4 separate regions of the Mus musculus genome follow, and regions 1, 2 and 3 are each linked to region 4. Evidence: chromatin loops called from intact Hi-C (ENCODE). Cell type or tissue: heart. All regions are shown on one strand. Region 1 holds the start of Bmp2k (BMP2 inducible kinase). Region 2 holds the start of Gm24623 (a small nuclear RNA gene). Region 3 overlaps Gm33370 (predicted gene, 33370). Region 4 holds the start of Anxa3 (annexin A3).

Evidence for each region. Peaks named below come from ENCODE experiments on the same cell type or tissue, not always from the same donor. Only the 100,000 strongest peaks of a DNase experiment are listed, where the experiment ranks them.
Region 1: a loop joins it to region 4, with 2.1 times the contacts of the local background. A loop is called at or near these places in 3 of 42 quality-filtered maps.
Region 2: a loop joins it to region 4, with 2.9 times the contacts of the local background. A loop is called at or near these places in 5 of 42 quality-filtered maps.
Region 3: a loop joins it to region 4, with 3 times the contacts of the local background. A loop is called at or near these places in 5 of 42 quality-filtered maps.

The regions. Positions count from the first base shown.
Region 1 is chr5:96,994,827-96,999,826 of GRCm38, forward strand. Bmp2k (BMP2 inducible kinase) reads left to right here and starts at 2,863. Exons shown (of 16, transcript NM_080708.1): 1 at 2,863-3,270. The coding sequence starts at 3,102. In heart, a CTCF peak has its summit at 2,680; DNase peaks (open chromatin) are centred at 2,705, 3,125 and 3,495; H3K4me3 peaks cover 3,439 bases; H3K27ac peaks cover 3,326 bases.
Region 2 is chr5:96,907,312-96,912,311 of GRCm38, forward strand. It overlaps Gm24623 (a small nuclear RNA gene), which reads left to right and starts at 321; the gene lies at 321-514. It overlaps Gm33370 (predicted gene, 33370), which reads right to left. Exons shown (of 3, transcript NR_168888.1): 2 at 3,651-3,816; 3 at 2,959-3,238. In heart, no CTCF peak of the experiment used is centred here; DNase peaks (open chromatin) are centred at 2,100, 4,410 and 4,740; H3K4me3 peaks cover 543 bases; H3K27ac peaks cover 1,029 bases.
Region 3 is chr5:96,915,299-96,920,298 of GRCm38, forward strand. The region is part of intron 1 of Gm33370 (predicted gene, 33370); the gene reads right to left. Among named protein-coding and RNA genes, the nearest start is that of Gm8013, 3.5 kb to the right of the region's middle. In heart, no CTCF peak of the experiment used is centred here; a DNase peak (open chromatin) is centred at 2,723; H3K27ac peaks cover 2,577 bases.
Region 4 is chr5:96,790,954-96,795,953 of GRCm38, forward strand. Anxa3 (annexin A3) reads left to right here and starts at 2,432. Exons shown (of 13, transcript NM_013470.2): 1 at 2,432-2,610. In heart, no CTCF peak of the experiment used is centred here; DNase peaks (open chromatin) are centred at 1,618, 2,458 and 4,998; H3K4me3 peaks cover 1,997 bases; H3K27ac peaks cover 1,536 bases.

The DNA of each region.
Region 1 (5,000 bases), 200 kb after region 4:
ATAGATATACATGTAGGCAAAATATCTATATACATAAAGCAATAGTTAAAAAAACCTTCAGAAAAAAACATAACAGTGTCAGGACACTAGAGTCATGAGAGAATTCTGAGTGTGAGAAAACACCAAGAAGAGAAGAGTCACAGACTCTTCTTTAAAACAGAGAAATGTTCGGAGTGTATTTCTGTGGCCCTCCAGGTGCAGCAGGTAGTTTACTTTGACTGTTGCTATTCACATGCTCCTATGGAAAAACATGTTTTCACCATGTGTGGCTTGGGTTTGTAATTGTACACATTACTCATGTGACTCTGCTTAACCCTCAGGATATAAATTGTCTGATGCTCTGAATAAAGTTGGCTATTAACATGAGACTTTAGCATGTCTCATTTTTAGGCCCTGTTCTCCATATTCATTCGGCCTAGTAGAGTGGTAAACAGGTCAGGATGTAGCTGAAGTTCTATTGCAGAAATGTGTTTCATGTTAAATGTGCCGTTGTGAACAGCTCAGTATCTTAAAACCTTTTTCTCAGATGTTTTAGTATTATGTAAATTTTTACATCACCAGGCCTGTGCTGTAAATGCCTTGACCTGCTGAGCCATTTCCAGGGCCTCACCACCCTTTAATTAAAGAATAGTTTCAAACAGTTATGAATTAGGAGTATATATGTGTGTGTGTGTAGTCAGATGACAGCTTACAGGAGCTGAGGTTGTGCCATGTGTCCCAGAGACTGACCTCGGGTTTTCAGGCTTGCATGCACATTTCCTCGAAACTCAATGGATGCCTTGGTGGTGACTTGTTTTCAGTAGGGTCCTAAACATTAACTTTCAAAATCCCCAGTCAGGATCTGTGGGTTCAAGGAAGTGCTTTTCTTTACCAAAGCAATGGTGGCCTTATGGTTATGGGTTTTTTATTCTCGTGTTCTGATGAGGTTAAGTTGTGTGAGGCCCAAACTGCTTGTTAAGCCAATCCAGTTTTGAATCGCACAAAATGACTAGATTTCTCCACTATTCTGCTTGAAAAAAACCACAACTAACTGTTGGAGAAAGGCGACTCCTAAGACTCCTCACAGTAAGGAAGATGGCCAGCTCATTTCTAAATGGAAACTCCCAAGTGCCACAACACATCAATCATCTGACATGTAATCCGACTTCCACTGAGCTGGAATGTACTTTAAATGTCAGGCCTTTGGATGAAGAATGTCAGTTTAGTGGGTTATGTGGCAGAAATGCCTGAATCTGGAGCCCTGTGTGTGTCGGACAAACAGCTTCTCTTCAAACAGCAGAGAGAAGAGTGAACAGAGGGTTATAAGCTGTCTTTTGAATAAGCATATTTCCTAATGTCTCTGCCCGTACCTCATTAAAAAGACAAAGAAAACAGCGGCGGAGAAAACATCATTAGGCTGATATTTGAGAAAATTGGAGAAATATTACACTATGGGTAGAGAGAAAAATTTACATTTTTTAGCTTAAGAAATTGGGAACTTCAAGCACCGTTATTATTATTTTAAATTAAAAGATCTTGGCATGCATTCCAGGCTGGCCTCCGATTCGTGGTTCTCTTGCTTCAGCTAGAATTAGCCTCGGGCTACCGAACCTATTTTCTATAGAGGCCAAGCTAGGCCTGATGGCGAGGCTTGCTCATAATCCCAGTACTAGGGGGCACAATGGCAGAGACAGGAAGATCACAAGTTTAAGGCTATCTCTGGTAGCTAATGAGGTCCAGGCCAGCTCAGGCTGTATGTGACTCCATGTCCAGGAAGTGGGCTGGAGCGAAAATCCTTCTCTTTGCACATTTTCTCCATTTTGCCATCCTTTCCACTCCCACATGCCCTCTGCCCGAATTCCTGTGCCCTTCCCACTGGCATGAGACTCTTGCAGTTTATGAAAAGTGAGGCAATCGGGAGTTCTTTTTCCAACGGGCGAATCTTTTGTTCGGGTGGGGTCAGAGATTGGTGCTGCCTCTGTTTCCAAACAGTCCTAAGTCTGCCGGCCTGGACTAAGGATCTGACCCTAACCTACTTTTTCAGAATGGCTGAAAGCGAGTAACTAAGACTTTTGATGCTCCAGGCCACAAGCCAGCTGTGTGACCTTGGGCGACAGGGTTACGTCTTCTCCAGCCAATGGCGATTAATGATATTTAAAAATCTTAATATCTTTTTCTGAACACAATCGCACGGCTCCGACATTGTACACACAGAGCTTTTAAAGCTCTCCCAAGTAATTCTTAAACCGCAGAACGCTTCTGAGAGCAAACATCCGGTACAGTGCGAGGACACCTGGGCTTCGCAAGTCGCCCCGTGGGAACCTGCGAGCTTCGCGCTGCTCCTCCGCCCACGCTCCGGGGAGCCCTGGAAAACCGATCCTCTCGGGATAGAGTCTGGAAAACTGGCTGAGACTCGAAGCCGGCAGCTTCCGAGAGTGGGTCACGCTGCTGGCGGCATTTAAGGACTCCAGAGCGGCACACACAATTCCAACCCGAGTAGCCCCACCGATCCGCGTGGGTTCCACCTCCTTGATAACCCGGACCCCGGACTTCACCCCTAGCCCCAGCCCCCACGTCGATGTGCCCGTTCCTCCTCCACGTGACACGGGCCGGAACCGTCACTTCCGGCGGCGGGGACAGCGCGCTTGCGCGCGGGGCTCGGCGCCCGGCTCTGCAAGCGGTTGGCACCGGCGCCGCGCCCCCCAACAGCCGCAAGGGGCGGGCGGCATCGGTGTGAGCCGGGCCGGGCCGAGCTGCGGTCTCCAGGGCACGCAGGCCGCCGGGCCTAGCGCCACGCCCCCCTCGGCCGGCCCCTCCCTCTTCCCGGGCAGCTCGCGCCCCGCGCGCCAGGCTCCGCCCCGGCCCCGCCCCGGCCCCGCCCTCCCCGCTGGCTCTGCGGGCGCCGGGCAGCTGCAGCGGGCGGCCAGGGCTGCGCGCTCGGGACGCGCGGAATGTGAGGCGCGGCGAGCCGCTGCGCACCGACGCTCGCGCGCGCGAAGGGCGGCGACCCCTCGAAGACGGTCGGCCGCGCCCGGCGCTCCGCTGTGCGACGCGCGGGTCTGGGCTCTCGCCCTCGCGCGCCCTAGTGCCCTCCTGGTGCCCTCCAGCGCGCCGGCGGGACCATGAAGAAGTTCTCTCGGATGCCCAAGTCGGAGGGCAGCGGCGGCGGGGCGGCGGCTGGCGGGGCCGCGGGCGGCGGGCTCGGCGGCGGCTTCGCAAGCTCGTCCATGGGGGTCCGGGTGTTCGCCGTCGGCCGCTACCAGGTCACCCTGGAGGAGTCGCTGGCCGAAGGTACGGGCGCGGCGGGAGGCAGGTGAGGGAGGCCGGGGTGTGGCGGCGGCTGCGGGGCCGGCCCGGCGGCGGCTGGACAGTGGCTCCGGTGTGAAGCCGCTGGCAGCTCCGGTGCGGGCACGATTGCCTGCTTAGGAGTTTGAAATCTTTCTCTGTTCTTCCTGGCGCGAGGAAAGAAATAGAAGACGTCCCAGTAAGTGATGTGGTGTCATGATTGGACCCGTGACTCATTAGGGGGTCAGATGGAGCAGTGCTGGGACACTGTCTGGCCGGTGTCCTGCGTTGCTTTCGGGTCCGAGCCTCCCGGACTTCCAGGGCGGTGGACTCCGCTGGGGTTTGTTTCTGCTAAAAACCAAAACAAAACAGGACTCCCAAACCACTGTATATGGCTATATGTATACAGATAATATGTCTCTCTCTCTCTCTCTCTCTGTGTATGTGTGTGTGTGTTGGCACGGTCTTCCAAGTTCAGTGGCTGCTTAGGGGTGGCGTGTGGGAGTAAACTTGAAGCACGTTTATCTTCGTTGTTTAGAATCTTCACACAAGGTCCCGTTTTTTGTCCTCTCTGTGTCATTTTGTTAGTACTTTAACAGGCAAAGTGGAACAGTTTAACTTTTCCATGTGAGGTTTTGGTGGCTCTTTTATTGTCTGAAGGAGGTTATGACAGCGTGTAAAAGCATAGCTAGGGAAAACAAAGTTTACTCCGTGTTAAAAATATTTCTTGACTTTAGTTTTGTATCTCTGGTGTAATTGGTTTGTAGAAAATACTTTCTGATTTCTTATTGCATGCCTTGACCTCTGAAGTTTTGAATGTGGAATATTAAGAAATATGTTGAAAAAGTCCCTGAGAAATAATCTCTTGTATGTATGTGAGTGACTTAAAAATAAGAATAAGAAAACCAGAGACTGTAGGGAGCCGTCTTGATATTCTGTGTTTGAAAAACAAGGCAGCTCCCATTTGTAGTTTTGAAATTCCATGAACAAAAGGAACCAGCACAAGAAAGAGCTGAGGGCTTCTGTCTATAAAATAAAGGAAAAGCAGACTTACATTATCAGGAGTGTGTGTCTTGATTTTGTAGGCCATTGTTCACATTAACAGCACCGCCCCCCCCTTCTGAACATTGGTGAAGTGGAGGGACGAGATTGCCAGATTTTGAGAAGGGTTTCTGAGTGGTTTTGATAGGTTTGTTCTATTGCAAACTTTGCTAGCTATTGATTCAAGAGGAATTTCAAGTGTGAACTAAGTTGGGTAGGTGTTAGCATCGGTGGCTGTCAACTCACGAGTATACTGTCAGTTGTTCAGTAGTACACTGAAGTGTAGCTTGAATGGTGTTAGCCCTTCTCACTGAGTTTCAGGTCTCTTAGTATTAAGAAAAGTACTAACATTTCATCAGTAGACTGTAAATCTTATAGCCCTCACTCTGTTACTCAGTAACGGAGCATTGATATCACTGTTAGAGTGTTCAGTGTGTGTGTGTGTGTGTGTGTGTGTGTGTGTACGCGTGCATGTGCAAGAGGACACACACATGAAGGTAGGCCCGTCACACCAGACTTGAGACAGTTCTGCTAAAGTTACTAGGCAAGCCTTGACTTTTCCATCCTCCTGCTTCAGCCTTCTAGTGCTGGGCTCGTACGCAGGTTGTTATCAACATGCACGGCTTCCACTGACTTTTGCTTTAAGTGTTTCTGTTTGGTATTCGTGGTGTGTATCCTGTGTGTGTGTATGCCTG
Region 2 (5,000 bases), 120 kb after region 4:
CATGGAAATAAAGACCAGAACTAATGGGCAGAATGTCCTCAAGAAAAGTCACTTTATTATTCTTTTGAGTATTTCAGTAGTTCCCTTGATTTTTAAGAGTCTTGTAAAGCCAGGTGTGGTGGTGCATGCATTAATCTCAGCCTTTGGGAGGTGGAGGCAGGAGGATGTCTGTGAGCTCCTTGCCAGTCTGGTCTGCATAGCAAGTTCCAGAACAGGCAGGGCTACATAGAGAGATTCTATCAAAAAAACAAAAAACAAAAAAAAACCAAAACAAAAAAACCACGCAAACAAACAAACAAAAAGAGGAGCTTGCGGTTGGAGTCACGTCTCTGTAATTTGCCTAAGAGAAAAAAAAATGCTATCTGTTCTTGCCAGTTAAATATCTGATATGTCCTTTATCAAAGGATAATGCATTAAATGGATTTTTGGGAATAGGAGGTAGAATAGTAACTTGCTCTGTCTATACCATGAATTGACCTAGTATTGCAGTATCTTCAATAACAGTGCATCCTCCCTCAGAGGGATATATACTATGTAAATAGACTTGTATGAGCTGGAGTGTGGCTAAGTGGTAGGGTACTTGGTAAGCATGGGGTAGGCCCTGAGTTCAACTCCAAGCACTGAAAAATAAAAATATTACCATTATTATAGTATATAATAGTATCTGATTTAATGAAAAGTGATATATTGGGTGAGTTTTCATCTAATATTTTAAGTATTTCTATCCTTTTATTCTCTAAAATATAATATGACATTATTGTATAGTGTAACAGTATATAGTCTAACTCAAAGCCAGTTGTAGCTATCTAGACCTCTTGGTTTCACATGGGAAAAGCTGACAGCTACTCGGCCCTCAGTCTGGCTTTAGAAGGCATTTTGACATGAACAATAGGGTAAAACTATTAAAACATTCCTGGATTTTCCTCAAAAAATAAAAATGTCCTTCCACTGTGGCCACACCACGTGCTTTATGTGGCTGTATGCACTGAGTGAACTCTTTGGTACTTTAAGTAGCTCATATCCATGGATGCTTGTCAGCCTTTCTATGCATTTGGAATGCTGTATCTTCAGATCCTAAGTCACTCTGAGTAGCCATCCCCATGGGACATGGCTGAGCAGTGGCCTAATGACAGGCCATCCAAATGGGACCTGGATGTTGGAGACACATGTCCTCTGGATTACACAAGCCTGAGGTGGCAGTCAAATAAGAAATCTAATCTTTGAAGTTTTAATTCTTTAAAACAAAATCCAAAAACCACATCCGGATGCAATGCTAGCTCGGTGGTAGAGCACTTGCCTTCCACATGAAAGGTTCTGCATGTGACCTCCAGATAAGAAGAAGAAGAAGAAGAAGAAGAAGAAGAAGAAGAAGGAGAAGGAGAAGGAGAAGGAGAAGGAGAAGGAGAAGGAGAAGGAGAAGGAGAAGGAGAAGGAGAAGGAGAAGGAGAAGGAGAAGGAGAAGAAGGAGGAGGAGGAGGAGGAGGAGGAGGAGGAGGAGGAGGAGGAGAAGAAGAAGAAGAAGAAGAAGAAGAAGAAGAAGAAGAAGAAGAAGAAGAAGAAGAAGAAGAAGAAGAAGAAGAAGAAGAAGAAGAAGAAGAAGAAAAGAGCCTACATCTAAATGACACAAACTTATGTTCAATTCAAAATGAACTGAACCCTCCCAGACAACAGTATTATTCTTGGGTAAAATAAGACTTAGAGAAATTTGAAATATATGACCTTAAACAAATCACTTGTGATGGGTAATTTTGTTTGTTTTTGGTTGGTTGGCTGGTTGGTTAGTTTTGTTTTTGTTCAACTTGAAACAGAGTCATCTGGAAGGAGGGAGCCTCAAATGAGAAAATGCCTGTATCACATTCACCTGTAGGGAAGTCTGTGGGGCCTTTTCTTGATTAATCATTGGTGTGAGAGGCTCCAGGACATCCAGGCACGGCCTCCCTAGCAAGTGGTCCTGACTTGTATGAGAAATTGACTGAGTAGCCACGTAGAGCAAGCCAGTAAGCAGGGTTTCTCCATGGTCCCCGCTTCAATTCATGCCTCCAGATTCCTTCCCCTACTCCCTGAGGGCCTGTGTATCAGAGGCTTTCCATGGAGATCTCTGGCCTGGTCAGATGTGAGAGCTCCAGTGAAGGGAAGTGAGTGTCAGCAGGGAGCAGAAGTTCCCTTTGCTTCCACTGCTGCAGTTGGCTCCACCTCTGTCTCTGCTGCGCCTTCCAGGTTACTCTCCTTTACTCAATGCCACCCTGCTCTGAGTTGGGTCGGGCTGGGCCAATGAGGGGCCCGACTAGCCACTGAGGAGTGCAGCAGAGCTTCAGGTGGTGTTTCGGGTGTTTGGGAAGAGCAGACCTCTTCGAAGTGTTACAGCTCTTAGGACAGAAGGCTTAGACAACAGAGTAGTTCTCTGCATCCCTTTAATCCTTCCAGATAGGATTCTTGTATACAGTTTTGGGGTGGGTAAAGGTCTGACAACAGGTACTTCTCATTGGTTTGGTCTGAGAGCTTTGGGGAAATCTTATTAGCATGTGGGAGGGCTTGGTGCTGCTTCTATGTGACTGATGGCCACAGACCTCTGAGGGGTAGGGGAGGCAGTAGCAGCGACTGGATCCAGGGGCCCCAGAGGCATGGCTGAACTCCTATGGTCCCATGAAGGCAAAAGTCACCACCCACCAGGTCTCCAGAGTTCAAGGCCTGTGCTCAACTGGGACAAGCTGTCTGTGCACAGTTCACTGCCCCATAACTCTCAAAGATGGACTATGCCCTGGAAAAGTAAGCTAAATAAACTCTCTTCCCCACGTTTTGGTGGTGTTGGTGGTTTTTTGTTTTGGGTTTTTTTTTTTCCCCCATGATATTTATCACAGCAATAGAAAGCAAACTCAGATATCATTTTGTGGTAAGAATTTTGGTTTCTTAAAATACACACACATACACACACACACACACACACACACACAGAGAAAAGAACGTGCTTTCATTTTATTCCCAGGTGTGGGACATGGGGCTGCTTCAGCGTGTACGAAGCAGCTGACTGATTTTCCTTGAGCTCTGGTGGGGGCATGATTCTGACACTTGAAGACAGTTTTATGCGATTGTGTGGTGTTTGGAATTCTGGAAAGTTTTCAGGGAATATATAAAAAAGGGCCCTGAGAGGTGGAGTTGTTGATTGTTGGTTGGTTGGTTGGTTGGTTGGTTGGTTGTTGGTTGTTAATGGTTGTTGTTGATTACAGTTTGATAAGTAGTCCTGTGCAAAAAGAAGAAACAAGAAGAAATCACATATCTTGACAGCAAAGATCAAACTTGCTCCCAGAAACTCAAGACCCCTGTTAGCAGGAACAGTCCCACCTATTAATGATAACACCCCCTTTTCCTTTCTATCCTTTTTTTTCTCCTATCTAGTGTTAGGGGGTTAAAAGGACAGAAAACAGATGGAGAAGGGTGGAAGAAAGAATAATCCACAAAGTAGCTAAAGCCTTGCTGCATCACTTAACTACATCAAGTTGTTAATTAATAATAGCAGTAATACTTACATTTGATTATTGGTAAGGTAGTTCCCTCCAATATTGCTATGGTCTTAAATAATAGCTTACGGCCACCCCCTCATATGGTCAAAGGATTCCACTTCTGAGATTCTGAGAAGACTAGTAGAACTGTACCTTACAGGGTCCTCTGTTTGCTTCTCTGTGCTGACTCTCTTCACTCAGAGCTCTTCCATTCCAGGCAGGCTTTGTTCACTTAGACTCTTTTCCAGGTTTTGGGGGTTGCTCTTTAATTCTGAGCATTTAGCTACTATCTCTCGCTGCAAAGGTTGGCAAGAGAATTCTGGCAAGTGGAGCAGATGTAAATAGAAGTGAGCTGAAAGTTTGTTCAGGACAATACCATAGATCCATCATCTCTCTACTCTACGGGGCTTCTTAGGCAAGATGGAGGGGGGGGGGGCTTAGAGCATGAGCTCTGGAGAACAATCACTGAATTCATTTCTTACACCTGTTCTGTTTTGGCCCTTTAACCTTGGGATTAAATTATATTTTTCCATAAAGTACTGGGAACAAATATACTAAGTGTTACCTATAAACGTTAACCAGAACTATATTGAGACATCTACAACAGTGTTCTCTCACATTTGAATGGCTGCCCTTCAAGGCAATGTTTGAACCTGTGCAAAATACAATAGAATATTCCTGGGATGATTGCAACAGGACAAAGGACCTTTCATGGTATTTCAACAGAAATAAATGGAGACTTGGCTACCCGCTAGACCATGCGTATGTGGCCTGTGGCTGGTTCTGAGCCCCTCACGGCTTTCACTTTGTCCCTGCCCACAGTCTTCAGCGGCCCCGTAGCTTTGATGCTTCCCTCCTCCCGGTTTGTAGTTCACTGTCATCAGCAGCCCGGTTTCCTGTCTTGTCATTGTCCAGCTGCTTGTCTGGCACCGCTAACTCCTTCCTCTTCCTCTCCAGAGGATGTCGACATTTCCAGTACAGACGGGCAACGCCACCAGCTCTTCTGGCTGCAGCTCTTCCTTCTTTAAACCTCCTTTGAAGCCTCGTGAGTTTCCTGTAATGACTGCGTCTCTGTTTTGGCTATTTTAGTACTTATGTGGCTTTTGATTTTGATCTGGATTCACATCTTCTAGCCAAAACCCATCTCCAACAAGTAGTTTGGGGTTTTGCTGGAAGGTAATTTGAATTTGTTTACAAGATCACCAACTCCCAATTTAGATGTCCTAAGACTTCTGAAGGGGAGTGGCCTTCCCAGAGTGCCTTGCCCTCATTATCACTAAGCTATGTTATTAGGCAGGGATGGGCTGTTTTGTTTGTGAGCTAATCCTGCTTCTTATAATTCTCAGTGCTCACTGCTGAATCAGGAGAAGCAGGGAAGTCACTTCAGCAGAACTGAAGAATTAAACACACACACACACACACACACACCACACACACCACACACACACACACACACACACACACACACCACACACACACACACACACACACACACACACACAC
Region 3 (5,000 bases), 120 kb after region 4:
TCCTGCTTGCTCTATGCACTCTGGTAATGCAAACTGATCTCCTCAACCATCATGATGAGCAACCAACTGGAACCTGTATATTCATGAAGTCATAGCCACCAAGAGCTGGAAGGACTCACAACAGGTGATGAAAGTCACTGCCCTCAGCTTCCCTTATGGTACTAGTTAATGCCCTAAGGGGACATTAACTTTTTTAACTATTCTTAATAAATTTTTATATTAATGAGAGTGTTAAATATGTGGTATAATCATACATCCGTGCTTACCTTCCTTATGTGATCTAAAAAATGTATTATGTGATTCCTTATGTGTTCTAATTCCTTATGTGATCTAAAAAATTCCTTATGTGATCTAAAAAAATGTATTCACAACCAATCAGTTTCTGATTGGATCTAAGACAGCCCCCCTCCATCCCCCCCCCCCCAGTGAGATGGAACTCATTCCTGGCACTAGTAACAGGGCCAAGAAGCTATGACTAGGTAGATTATGGGCCCTAGGAGAGAACCTATGATTATTATTCTGTCAAGTGGACTGAATAACTGAGTATTCAAAACATTCCCCATGACTTGCTGCCGTGCCTACAGATTGGAGCACCTCTCAACTCCCGCCAGAGAAGCTTCCTATAGTCAGACAATGATTGATAGAGACCCAGAAGTGGTCAATGGGAAAAGAGTGAGAGACTGTGTGGAGTGATCAGCCCTAAATGGGAAATCTATATCATCCCCTCCCACCATGGCTCAGGGAAGTAGACTAATGATGGAGTTGAAGGACTGAGAGCCAGAGGTAGAACATGACTTCAGGAAACACTGTTTTCCATAAATGACAGGGCAGGTGCACACATGAGTTCAGACGGGCTGTGACAATGTGCACAAGACCCGTGCAACCTCCAGCCAAACACAATCCAATCCCAGCATGAAGGTGGGTAGGTTGTCAGGAGGAAATCTGCCACTAGCTGAAGAGCTATGAGCTTCAAGGAGAGGGAGAGTGAACTCTCTTTAATCACATCACTTCAGGTAGGTGGACCAAATTCCAGGGCAGGCCTCTCTCCCAAGAGCAGTTGACTCAGTGTGGTTGAGGAATGGGTTCAAAAGTTACATAGGTAGGGAGGTGTCTTAGTTAGGGTTTTACTGCTGTGAACAGATGTCATGACCAAGGCAACTCTTATAAGGACAACATCTAATTGGGGCTGGCTTACAGGTCTAGTGGTTCAGTCTATTATCATCAAGGCAGGAACATGGCAGCATCCAGGCATGGTGCAGAAGTAGCTGAGAGTTCTACATCTTCATCTGAAGGCCATTAGAAGACTGGTTTCCATACAGCTAGGATGAGGGTCTTAAAGCCCACACCTACATTGCCACGCCCACTCCAACAAGGCCACACCTTCTAATTGTGCCACTCCCTGGGCCAAGCACATACAAACCATCACAGAAGGTTAGAGTAGAGAGAGTGGATATAGAAGCTGGGAAGGGTCAATACAACAAAAACACATCGTATAAAATTCTGAAAGAATTAAAAAATATCTTTTTTAAAAAGGAACATATTCATCCTAGCAATGTCAATTTTAGGAAGTATGAAACATAAGTTGAGAGAACAGAGTCATTTATTTGAGGCAAATGATAGGTAAGGTATTCAGCCTTCAACGGAAGATGATGTCAGTAGGGCATCTAAGAACCAGACCTGGCCTTTGACCTGGTTGGTTAGTTGTGTTTCAAGATGAAAAATATTTTCTCAATTCTATCCAGTTCCTCTTGGGGTAGACAAGAGCTAAAAATGAAAGAAACGACAACGTGTTTTTGTTCAGCCCGGGCTCCTGGGGAAATCCCTTAACATCCTCAGCTAGTTGCTATGGAGGCAGCCAGAGATGAGCTCAGCTAATGAATTTGGGCTGACACTGTTGTGGGACGATATGACAGTCGCAATTAGTAGACAACTGAGTGTTAGGATTGTGCACCAAATAAAAATAGAAAGGCCACAATACAATTCACCAATCTAAAACCACGAGGGTCCCCTCAGAATGTATTTCTAAATGTTGGCTGAAGGAGCTGTGCACATTGTTTTCCTGTATACCTTCTCGTCTGCAAAGATTCCAGGGAGAGCAATTTACCTGCACATTGTCGCCAGGGCACAAAGGATGGGAGCTATTTGGGGAAGTAGCTGAGTTTTTTAATACTTTTGAAACGTTGTATTCCAGCCTTGTAGGGTTTTTAGAGTTACCCGGTTGTCATTGTAGACATTCTTCTCCCAATCATCAGGTTAAGTAGAAAGGGTTAAAGAACTAGACACCATGGTTTTGTTTAAAAGGACAATGATTGTACCATTGTCTGTTCTTGTCTGTACTCTGGGCTGGAGGATTTTTTTTTCTTCTTCCTGTTCAGAGCTTCCTGTTTAGTATTGGTCTGAGCGTGGAGAAGCGTCACTCAAATTCTGTAACAACAAACTGCAAGCTAAGGCTTTTCTCTGCTTTGTTTAATTTTCCTGAAGTGCCCCCTTTTCCCGAAATGATTTATCGTTGACCCGGCATGTTTTTCATCTTACTCAACACTCCCCTGGGGACATATTTAAAAACACAACTTAACTATAGTTCTCCTGGGTAGGGAAGTGGTGGGCTGAGGCAATGAAACCAAAGCACAGATTTGAGTGACCGTGGGCTGTTGACTTTATGCTAGCCTTTCATAAAGGGAGCTTTCAAAACAGAGTGGCCATTCCGCAAACAGTGTGCATTTCGTGGAAGCCCAGCTGGCTTCACGCCTGCCTTTCTCCCGGCCACAATGATCCTAACCAGCAATGTCTTTGTGTCATGATGCAGAAAGTTGGCAAGTACACATGGGCATAATGCTGAAGGGTGACTTCTAAGTGGGGGAGGGGATAGAGAAGGAACCAAAACCCTGTGTGGTGACAGGCTCCTCTCTGACATTGGCTCTTGCAATAGAGTCCACTCACTACTGTTGCCTCTCCAGAAGGGAGTGTGGTATGTTATTTTTAGGCATAAATTGAAATTTCTTTTGTTGCTAAAGTATATATAAAATAGAAGCCTGTGTTAATTGACTTTCTTTTTCTTTTGCTGTGTTCTAAATACTTCTGGAGACATTCTCCTGTAATTAGGAAAATGACTAAAGTCTCTGAAGATGGAACTGTGTTAATGATGAAAAGTTTTGATGTCAAACCACCATTAGAATAGAGCACTAAAGGTTTTACAAGTTCTGAACACGATGAATGTTGTTGATTGCTTATTTCTAAAAGAATCTTCCTTGTTTCTTTTTCTCCTTTCTTCCCACCTAATCATAAGTCTGAGAAAGGCTGATTCCAGTTTGCATGAGTAGCCTAGTTGGTCTATACAATGTCTTCCCCCTGTCAGGAACAGACTCAAGAGTGGTCATGTGGTTCAATCACGGCCAAGTTTGTGTGTGTGTCTTAGTGTGTGTCTGTATGTGAGTGCATGTGTGTTTGTGTGTGTGTATTTTTGTGTGAATGTGTGTGTTGTGTGTCTTTGTGTAAATGTGTGTTTGTGTGTCTATGTGTATACGAGTATGTCAGTGTATGTGTGATTATCTGTGTGTGTCTGTGTGTTTGCGTGTGTGTGTTTGCGTGTATGTATTTTTGTGTGAATGTGTGTGTTGTGTGTCTTTGTGTAAATGTGTGTGTTTGTGTGTGTGTGTCTATGTGTATATGAGTATGTCAGTGTATGTGTGATTATCTGTGTGTCTCTGTGTGTGTCTGTGTGTGTTTGTGTGTGTTTGTGTGTGTGTGTGTGCCACATGAGTGCTAGGATCTGAAGTCTCAGATCCTCAAGATTGAGGAATAAGTACTCTTAGCTACTAAGACATCTGTCCAAGCCCACAGTAAGTTTTTAGAGAAGTAGGTATTTTAATTTTAGACAACTGGAGGCTCACACACACTTCTAAGAAGTACCTTAGCCATTTTAGATCTCTGTGGAGTGAGAGATGTGTCTGGGGAACACCACCATGACGCTTGAAAGATATGGATGTTTGAGAGTCAATTTTCTGACTGCCCTTTCATGTTTAACCTTTGAGGCCGCTCAATACCTGCACCGCAACCAGTTAGTAATGACGTTGCTTCCTTAAGAGCTAGAAATAGATTATCTGTAGGCACCACTTTTATACTTTTGGACTGTGGTCAAATGTGCTGGCTTTCTTGTTGATAAGCAGTCATTATCGGCTATAAGCACTCTTACAGCCTGCGATGCACAAAGTCTACATAAATTTCATGGACTGTTTAAGGATCATATGACATATGAAATAGCTCCCGTATAAACTGTTAGGTGAATTATAACATATAATTATTCTGAATTTTAAATTTTATTTAAAAATGTTTCTCTAAGAAGTCACTTGCATATTTTAAGCTCAAGGTGAATTTAAAATGTCCATGGATGGTAACAAGACGGTTTTCTTTCTAAAGGTCTGATGCACATGTGTACATGCAAACACATGCACACAGTCTGCAGAAGATTTTCTATAGGTCCTCAAATAGTCTAAGTTGACAATGGAATTTACACATGCTGGCTTTGTATGATACAGGCTAACCTTTAACCTAATTTCAGTACAATGCTTGCTAGTGATTTTTCACAAGTCCTGTTTTCCCTTGCAGGATACACACGTTGGAGAGTAGATTTTCTTTTCCTTCTTTTTTTCTTTTGTTATTTCTTGAGATAGAGTCACACTGTGTAGCCTTGCTGTCTTGGAACTCACAGAGATCTTCCTGCCTCTTCTTCCTAAATTCTGGGATTAAAGGTGTATACCAATATGACTCACTACAGATTTTATATGGATTTAGTTATATTAGTTATGTGATACATCCTGAATTATCAAAAGCTATGCTAAATGATAGACTATAACCTTCAATTAAGGTTCCTAAGACTGGACGTAGTGGCGCATGCCTTTAATCCCAGCACTCGGGAGGCAGAGGCAGGTGGATTTCTGAGTACGAGACCACCCTGATCTACAAAGTGAGTTCCAGGACAGCCAGGGCTATAAAGAGAAACC
Region 4 (5,000 bases):
CTGAAGGACATCTTGGTACTTTCACATTTCCGCAATTACGAATAAAGCTGGTACAAATACGTATGTGTAGTTGTTAGCGAGCACAGAGCTTCCGTGATACTTGGACAAACACCAGTAAGCACAATTCCTGGATTGAATAATAAGACTATATTTAGTTTTGTAAGAAGCAACTAAATTATCTTCCATATGGCTGGACCACTTTCTTCTTTTATCCTCACTAGCAATCTGTTCTGTGTGGTCAGGCTTGTTAGTAACACTATGACCCTGGGCATTTGATTTAAGTTTTCAAACCTGACCAGACCACCTACAGGGATCAGTGGGTAAAGGCACCTGCCACGGACCTTAACCATCTGAGTTCACATGCCATTGTGCTTGTGAACTCACACACACACACACACACACACACACACACACACTATACATACCATTCCATACCATTCCATACACACATACATACACACACAGCATCTGAGCTCACGTGTCACCTATACAGATACAAGTTTACACACACACACACACACCATCTGAGCTCACATACAATTGCATGCACATACACATGCACACACAAACACATACCTCCCATCTGAGTTCATATGCCATTAAACATGCCACACACAAAAGCATGCACACATACACAAATATGCACACATAGGCACATATACAGACATAAATAAATGTAAAAGGAATTAAGAACTAATAAATAGTATTTTATAGTACTGCTACATCAATATTTGGAACTAACATAAAATAACATATGAGAAAAACTATAACTATGCCCCAATACAGAAAACCTAAGATTCTTGATGAAGTTCTGCACCGAGGTAGAGTAACATCAGGGCTGGTCTGCTGACCACATCCACTTACTTGACCTGCTCACTCAGTTTGTCTACACTTGCTTCCTCTTCTGTACATCTTTATGTTTTGTGGTGGTGGTGGTGGTGATGATGACGGTGATGATGAGGGTAATGATGGTGATGCTGGAGGTTGTGGTGATGCTGGAGGTTGTGGTGGTGATGGTGGTGGTGGTGGTGGTGGTGGTGGTGGTGGTGATAGTGGTAGTGGGGTGTATATGCACATGCGTTTGTTGTGTGTGTCTGAGCATGCAGAAACCAGAGCAGTATGTCTTCCAGTGTTGCTGTCTGCCTTATTCCCTTGACAGAGTCTCACACAGAACCAGGAACTTACCATTGGTTAAGCTGGTTTGCCAGCCAGCTCCAAAACACAGATTAATACCAAATTTTACATGGGTCCTGAGGATTCAAACTTAGGACCTCGTTTTTTACAAACTTTTTACCCTCTGAGATATTCCCCTAGCCCCTCTGTTCCACAGGCTTTAATAAAAACTTCTGTGTCCTAGAAACAACCTGAAGAATGTAAAAGTAAACAGATGACATAGTCCACTAACTTCAATGTCTGATAATTAGTGGCTTTTCCACCTATCTTCTTTCACAGACACTACCCGATATTAAGTGGATGTCTTTAGGTTTCTATTGCTGGGGTAAAACATCGTGGCGAAAAGAAACTTGAGGAGGAAGGAACGAGTTTGTTTCAGTTTATGCGTCCGCAGCACACCCTGCCATTGAAAGAAGTCAGGGCAGGAACCTAGAGGGACCCTGGAACCGGAAGCAGGAGCTTGCGCAAAGGCCAAGGGAAGAATGCTGTCTATTTTGCTCTCTAGGACTTGATCAGTCCTTAAAGGCATACAAGGACCAGCAGCCCAGGGATAGCACCGCCCACAATGGTCTGGGTCCTCCCACCTCAAACGCTAATTAAGGAAACAGAGTCCTAAAGGCTTGCCTAAACCTCATTTTATGGGAGTCACTTTCTCAATTAAGGGTTCTAGTTTGTGGGGAGCTGACACAAAACTGGCCATTTTAGTGGGAATTTAATGTTTATCCTCCGTGACTTACCTGTGGTTCTGAGGGCTCAAAACACAAACACTGGTGCTTCTCTGAGCTCTAATCCTCCCTTTAGAGTCAAAAGGCCAAGCAGAGACACTCCTCAGACTCATAAACTCAAAATCTAGCTCTGCCGTTCTTTCTGTATGATTTGACCTCCCTTGCCTCTGTGACTCCTTGTAAAATGAGTACAATCGCATCTGTCTTGTAGTTTGGTTATCATGCGGGGTTTAGACCAGTGCCTGACTCGAAGGACCCTCTAGGTAAGTAAGCCATACTTAGTATAGGTACCTGTGAGGACTGTCAACTCTGAATCCATGCTGTCTAGAAAATGAGCCAAGCCCTAAAAGGAGGGGGTGGGAGTGGGGGTGGGCGGGGGATGGGCGGGGGGTGAGAAAAGTGAAAAGAAAGAAGACAGAGGAAAGGGTTTGGGTTTGGAGGAAGCTGGAGGAGGATGTGAGGGAGACAGGGGAAGGGGAGGGCTTGCGAGGGGGGCGTGGTGGGTAGGTCACGACTGGAGCAGAGAGGATCCTGGATCCAAGAGCCACTTGCAAGCCGGTCCTGGGCAGTCCGTGAGTAGAAACAGGAGGAGGGGCTGAGGAAGGGTGCGGTCTGGGTTGCCACCCAGGCTAGCCGGGAGCTACGGCCGGCCGAGGCTGATCTTTCACCTTCGCTGAGCTTCTGCCTGGGCTTCGCCTCCGCGGCCCCAAGGGTAAGTTTCCCATGCCCGCCCCTCTACAACCACGGAACATCAGGTTCCCGCGGAGTCCCAGGTCGTGAGCGCAGCTTGCTCCTGGGGCTGTTCCCTCCCCTCCCTTCCCCCAAGCCCTCTTCCCTTCTATGGAAATAGAAGAGACTTGACCTGGGGGGCACAAGGGCCGAGCTGAGTAAGTTATCAAACTTAGGGTCTTGCAGCCCAAGCTCACATCCAGGGGACTGCTCATTCCTAAATGTCTCGGAAACATTTAAAAGAAGAAGGGTTAGAGGAAGGTCTCCTGCCCCTGCTCAGAGTTCTGTGCTGAGAACTTTTTTCCTAAGGCTCCCATGAGAGATCTTTCTCCCCTCCAAGTGTCTTTTAGCTTTACTTTGTATAGGTAGGAGAAAGATGTATTGGACTTTGAGAGTTGGGGAACTTCGGTTTTCTCTTTTAAAAGACACCGTTTTCTTTGATTGCAACAGAATTCTATTCACTAGACATGAATCACCTCCCCTGCTTCTTGAGTCAGCAGGTGAGGTATCGAGGTAGAGGTATGTGGTTTGTGATTGCAAATAGCCATATATAGAAGTTCTGGGTCCTGTGCCAATAGAAAGTTGAGCAGCCGGGGCAAAATTCTTCCCCAGGAGGTGCGTTAAAGAGAAGAGGTTCCTGCCCCCGAGAGAACTTCAGTTTCTACTCCTCACCAACATCATAAAAAGCAGACTAAAAGGTTATTCTATGAAGAATCATTACTGGTTTTCCTGAAGGTGGAAGTTTCAAACTGCCTAGAAAGGTACTTTTAAACTCAAACGAAGATCAGACCACTGTCCGCAGATCTGTTGGTGTTGAGAAATCGGTAGAAATGCCAGCAGGAGGAAGTACAAGAAAATGTAGCTGCTGTAATCCCCTTCAGGAAGGATGTGTTTAAAGCTCTATTGTTAGATCACTTGGCTTGCACTATGGAGTAATTCTCTACTTTTTACAAGCTTAAAGGATGGCTTGATAATACTTCTTAGAAATTTCCACATTATATTGGATCAACAAATGTCAAGCATCAGTTTGGGTCCGGGGCCACAGGGCTTGGGGATTAACGGTTCATTCCTTTGCAATCTAGATGCCTGGGTTCAGTCGGGTCGACCCAATAGCTGTATGGTGGGGATTTCACTATTGCTTCCTGTGCCTCCAGCATCTTCCTGTGCTGTTAATGATGTCTCTCTCACTAACTAGGTTATTCTGAGGCTTATGTTTAAATCATTGAATACAGTTTTTTTTTTTTCATATACACCAGTGAATAAACATTGCACAAATCCCCAGCTTTGAGAGCTCACTTTCTAACACTTTGCCTGTCACCTGACACCTAGTAAAAACACAAGATGCTGGCTGACAGCATAATCTATCTTATTTCCTCCCAGCAATAGAAACAGCCATCTCCCTATTTTACACATGAGGAAATCCTGACTCAAATTAGGTCTCGAATTAAGAGATGTGTTAGCATTTTGTCTGTGTGACAGAACATCTGAGAGGAAGAATTTAAAAGGAAGAAAGATGTCTTTTTAGCTCATGGTTTTAGAGATTTTAGCCCAGGTCAGGTCAGCTGGCTCCGTTGCTAATCATTCAACGTGAGGCAGGACATGCTCATAACAGAGTCCCTGGCAGAGGAGAATACCCCACCTCATGGCCGCCAAGACGCAGAGACCAAGTGTGGGCAGTGCCAGGGAGAATACAGGGAGCTCTGAGGCCGCTCCTAAGGGATCTGCTCTCTTTAGGGAGTCTTACCCCTTAAGCTTCCACTGTTTCCCATTAAATTAGGACACCATCAATGGATTGATCTATTGTTGAGGTTAAAGTGACCATTCCTGATCCAGTTGCTTATGAAACTCCTCAGCTCTGAACACAGCTGCATTCGGGACCAAAATGGGAAGGCCTGTTGTACGTGACAAGAAGCAACCTTATCCTGTATCCACTGTATAGTCTGGAGAGAGATAGAGGGTCAGACCCTTTAATTAGAGAGGACAGGCCAGGGGAGCAGTGGTGGCGCACACCTTTAATCCCAGCACTTGGGAGGCAGAGGCAGGTGGATTTCTGAGTTTGAGGCCAGCCTGGTCTACAGAATGAGTTCCAGGACAGCCAGGGATACACAGAGAAACCCTGTCTCACCTCTGCCCCCCCCCCCCAAAACAAAACAAAACAAAACAAAAAAGAAAAAGAAGAAAAAAAAAGAGAACACAGAAGTTTCAGAGAATGAGCAAACATTAGGGCTAAATACTTCCAGTGACTATTAATGTGGTTTCAGGTCCATCTTTGGCCCTGAACTGCCACTGAAGTTTTAGAATATTTTGTTGCCAGGATGGGTGGGAACAGTTTGTATTTCTGAATCCACACTGGAGACAAGCCAGCACATCTGA